Regions from separate parts of the Homo sapiens genome. Here region 2 is linked to region 1. Evidence: read pairs that join two places in POLR2A ChIA-PET (ENCODE). Cell type or tissue: GM12878. All regions are shown on one strand.

Region 1 (2,500 bases):
GGCCGAGGTGGGCGGATCACGAGGTCAGGAGATCGAGACCATCCTGGCTAACACGGTGAAACCCTGTCTCTACTAAAAATACAAAAAATTAGCCGGGCATGGTGGCAGGCGCCTGTAGTCCCAGCTACTCGGGAGGCTGAGGCAGAAGAATGGCATGAACCTGGGAGGCGGAGCTTGCAGTGAGCCAAGATCGCGCCACTGCACTCCAGCCTGGGCGACAAAGCAAGACTCCATCTCAAAAAAAAAAAAAAAAAAGAAAGAAAGAAAGAAAAAAAGAAAAATAGGGCCGGGCATGGTGGCTTACGCCTGTAATCCCAGCACTTTGGGAGGCTGAGACGGGCAGATCACGAGTTCAAGACCAGCCTGACCAACACAGTGAAACCCCATCTCTACTAAAAATACAAAAATTAGCCGGGCGTGGTGGCGCGTGCTTGTAATCCCAGCTACTCAGGAGGCTGAGGCAGGAGAATCGCTTGAACCCGGGAGGCAGAGGTTGCAGTGAGATTGCACCACTGCACTCCAGCCTGGGCAATAGAGCAAGACTCCGTCTCCATCTCAAAAAAAAAATAAGAAGAAGAAGAAACTCACGAGCCCAGGACCCTGAGAGGTACGTGACCCAGCACACTGTGGGCAAGAGCTCCCAGTGGTGAGACAACTGCCCTGAAGCTCTCCCTAAGACTGACCCTGGGGCTCCAGGAGACTGTGGTGCTCACTGCTGTATCAATCCCCAGAACCCAGGAGTGCCCAGCATACAGCAGGCACTCAGTAAGTATGTGGCATGTAAGTGCATAAAGGAATGAATGGGGTGTTTTTTAAAAAGAAGATGCCACGGCCCACCCCAGATTCATTCCAGGGGAGGGGGAGGCCTGGGAACCTGCACTAGGACAAGTACCCCAGGGTGGAGACCGGATGTTTCCTCACCTCCGCAGCCCAGCCCTTGACTGTTGGATGGAAACAGGGTGTGAGGCAGAAATGAAAGTGAAACTGCCACAGGAGGGTTCTCTCTGCACCCATCTACCATGCCCCGCCCTGCCCAGGAAGCAGCAAGCTGACCACTGGAGGATCCCCCAGAAAAAGATGGGTGGCAGCTCCCAGCAGAGATGTGTCAGAGGCCCCAGGCCCTGCCTTGGGCGGGTAGGAGGGCAGGTGAGGTGGCCTCTTGGGTGGAGGGGGAATCCTATCATTTGGCCCTAGGGCGGGTGCACTGCACCCACCTTACAGTTGGGAGGGCAGAGGCTCAGGACAAGTCTCATGCTCCAACTTCACTGCCATCTCCACCATGCACTATCCTCCTGGGCCCAACAACTGCACACAAAGGATGCTCAGAAAAGAACCCCTTGAGGCAGGGCGCGGTCGCTCACACTTGTAATCCCAGCATTTTGTGAGGCCAAGTTGAGCAGATCACCTGAGGTCAGGAGTTTGAGACTAGCCTGGCCAACATGGTGAAACCCCATCTTCTCCACTAAAAATACAAAAATTTGCTGGGTGTGATGGCGGGTGCCTGTAATCCCAGCTACTGGGGAGGCTGAGGTGGAGGTTGCAGTGAACAAAGATCACACCTTGCACTCCGGCCTGGGTGACAATAGCGAAACTCCATCTCAAAAAAAAAAAGAACAGAACTCCTTGATTTTCCTGACATCGATCGACGGCAGCTGGATGCTGTGTTGAAGACAAAGGCAACCTGGCGGAGTGGAAACAGCATGGTTTCAGGAGTCACCCATCCCTGAGGGTGAATCCAAGCTGTGCTGCTCACAGCACCTGGCCTCTCCCTGAGTCTCAGGGCCCTCATCTAGCAAATGGAGACCCCTCAGCCATCCTGGAGGGTAGTTATCCCATCTGCAATAGTGCCTGACCCCCATGGTAGGTTCTCAGGATCCTCTGAGATCTGGCATGAGCCATGAATGTACAAGGGGGCAGAGAGGAAGCAACACAGCCCTGCCAAAGCACAGCAGGCCGCCTGAACAAACCCAGAGTCCCAGTTTCTGGCTTGGGCTCCAAGAGCGCCCAGAGTGACCCCAGGCTAATAAGAATGGTTGCTGAGGAGTCCATGGGTTTGCAGCGTAAACTGCTGAGGAAAACGCCACAAGTGTCTATCTGGCCAGATCGGTCCCAGGAATGTCTCTTGTGCAAAACTAGCTCCTTTCTATACACTCCGGGCAAACCAGCAGCCAGAGGCAAGAAATCTGAAAAGGCTTCTTTTGAGAAGGAATTTGGCAAAAGGTAGCAACAGCAGGTAGAACTGGGCTGGGCTGACGACCTGGTGCCCCTGCCATGTCTCCCTCCTGCATGAGGGGGCTCCAGTGAGGCCTCAGGTGAACGGTGCCAGACTGGAGATTCCCACAGTGAGCTCAGGGTACAGAGACCCAGGAGCCAGCCTGGGAACCTCTGGCTCCAGCAAACCTCCTGGAGGGGACCTGCCCCTGAGAAGTCTGAAACACACTGCTTCAGCCTTGGCTAACTCGGTGCTTCCCCACGCCTGACAGTTTTGGGGTAAGGTCTT
Region 2 (2,500 bases), 87 kb after region 1:
TCAGTTTTGTTTTGTTTTATAAATGCTTTATGTAGGCTGGGAGTGGTGGCATCTGTAATCCTAGCACTTTGGGAGGCAGAGATGGGAGGATAGCCTGAGCCCAGGAGTTCATGACCAGCCTGGGCAACATGGCGAGACCCCATTTCTATTAAAAAGGGGTGGCTCATGCTACTCCCAGCACTTTGGGAGTCTGAGGTGGGCAGATCACTTGAAGCCAGGAGTTCAAGACCAGCCTGGCCAACGTGGTGAAACCCTGTCTCTACTAAAAATAGAAAAATTAGCCACGGCTGGTGGTGCATGCCTGTAATCCCAGCTACTCAGGAGGCTGAGGGAGGAGAATCGCTTGAACCCAGGAGGGAGAGTGGCAGTGAGCCAAGATCGCATGGGCCACAAGAGCAAGATTCCATTGCAAAAAAAAAAAAAAAAAAAAAAAAAGGTTATGTAATGCAAGGTTTGTGAGGTTGCCACTGGTATTGCAAAGTTTTCTTAATGAAGTTGATTCATCTCTTTTTATACTTCAAATTCTAGTATTTTGGGATTTGGTAAGCAAATGTTCAGTCCATCTCTATCTTTCAAGATTATATTGCCTTTTGCCTTGATAGAAGAAATAGTAAAATAATTAGAGTAGGATTAATGTAGTAAATTCAGTATTTCCAAATGTAATTACTATATTTCAGATTGCAGGTTTAATCTGCTTTTTGATTAGGAGCTATTTATCCAAGTTGTGGATTATTTCTGGTTTGTGGCTATTTAATAGTTCAAAGCATTTTTTAGGTAAGGTAAAGAGGGAAAAGTGAAATATATTTTTTAATCTGTTAGCTCTTGGATTGAGGAAGAGGTTGAAATTGATGGTTAGGAGACCTGTGTGTGATAGCAGATCATCATTTTTTTTTCTTTTCTTTTTTTTTTTTTTTTTTTTGAGACAGAGTCTCGCTCTGTCGGCTCAGGCTGGAGTGCAATGACGTCTCGGCTCCCTGCAACCTCTGCCTCCTGGGTTCAAGTGATTTTCCTGCCTCAGTCTCCCAAGTAGCTGGGATTACAGGCGCACGCCACCACACCTGGCTAATTTTTGTATTTTTAGTAGAGATGGGGTTTCGCCATGTTGGCCAGGCTGGTCTCAAACTCCTGACCTCAGGTGATCCACCCGCCTTGGCCTCCCAAAGTGCTGGGATTACAGGTGTGAGCCACTGTGCTCAGCCCATTTATTTCATGTTCACATCATAATACAAAAAGCAGTGAGTACAGGATTACTTAGTGAGATGAATGGCAAATAGAGTAAGTGCTTCAGGGATTTTAGGGAGTGGACATTCTAGGATTCATAACTAGGAAACACTCGCTTCCAGAGATGAGAAAAATAGAGCTATATCCTACAATGATTTGATAGGTGATTTTATTTGCAACTATATGTGAAATGAAGTAATCCTGTTGAGACTTTTCACCAAAACATGCCAGATATTTTTTCAAAAGTGCCAGTATAGGGAACAGAAAACTGAATTACAGAATCATGTAATTCATGGAGCTTTAGTCCCCATGTAAATTTTCTGGTTTTAAAGATGCTACCAGTTTTTAAGTTGTCTCGTTTTTTAATATTAAATTGTTCTTAATACCAGTTTTAAAGTAAAAGTTGTGATTCCTTGAAGGTTAGAATTTGGTTCTATTTCAAAATTTGTACAGTTAACAGAAAGCTTTTCTTTGGGGAAGTGCAGTCATCAGATAAAGTGCTTCTATGAGTAACTGTACCCACAAAGCCATGGAACCAGCATATTTGTTCATGGTGAGTAGGATTAGTCTTTTTTTTTTTTTTTAAAGATTATCAGCTGGGCGTGGTGGCTCATGCCTATAATCCCAGCACTTTGGGAGGCCGAGGCAGGCGGATCACTTGAGGTCGGGAGTTCGAGACCAGCCTGATGAACATGGTGAAACCCCATCTCTACTAAAAATACAAAATTAGCCGTGCGTGGTGGTGTATGCCTGTAATCCCAGTTACTCGGGAGGCTGACGCAGGAGAATTGCTTGAACCCGGGAGGTGGAGGTTGCGGTGAGCTGAGATCACGCCATTGCACTTCAGCCTGGGCAACAAGAGCGAAGCTCTGTCTCAAAAAAATAATAAAAATAATAAAAAAAGATTATCTAGTGTTGATTCCCATCTTGATGGATTTAACATTCTCAATCTCCAAAACACTGGCAGAAAAACTTACCACAATACCATGTCTCATCTTTGCAGCAAATATGTGCCATCATTTAATAAATTTTCCAACATAAAAAGAAGTGCCATATAATTTTGGACCATGATTGGGAATCATGATGCATTTGTATTTATGCTTTCCTCTAAGGCAGTGAATAGGTCTTAGACTGTGGCTGTATGTACATTAGAATTACCCAAAGAAAACTTCTTACATTTAAACAATGCCAGGGTCCCTTTCCAACCAGTTACATCTCTGGGATGGACCCCAAGCAATCTTCAAATGATTCTCTCAGGGTTGCAAATCACTGGTCCATG

What was found. Peaks named below come from ENCODE experiments on the same cell type or tissue, not always from the same donor. Only the 100,000 strongest peaks of a DNase experiment are listed, where the experiment ranks them.
Region 2: POLR2A ChIA-PET joins it to region 1 with 6 read pairs; 21 of 35 experiments call an interaction of 5 or more read pairs at or near these places.

The regions. Positions count from the first base shown.
Region 1 is chr14:93,102,863-93,105,362 of GRCh38, forward strand. All of the region lies in intron 2 of ITPK1 (inositol-tetrakisphosphate 1-kinase), which reads right to left. Among named protein-coding and RNA genes, the nearest start is that of ITPK1, 12 kb to the right of the region's middle. In GM12878, no CTCF peak of the experiment used is centred here; a DNase peak (open chromatin) is centred at 959; H3K4me3 peaks cover 670 bases; H3K27ac peaks cover 1,454 bases.
Region 2 is chr14:93,189,501-93,192,000 of GRCh38, forward strand. No RefSeq gene overlaps it. Among named protein-coding and RNA genes, the nearest start is that of LYSET, 5.4 kb to the left of the region's middle. In GM12878, no CTCF peak of the experiment used is centred here; no DNase peak of the experiment used is centred here.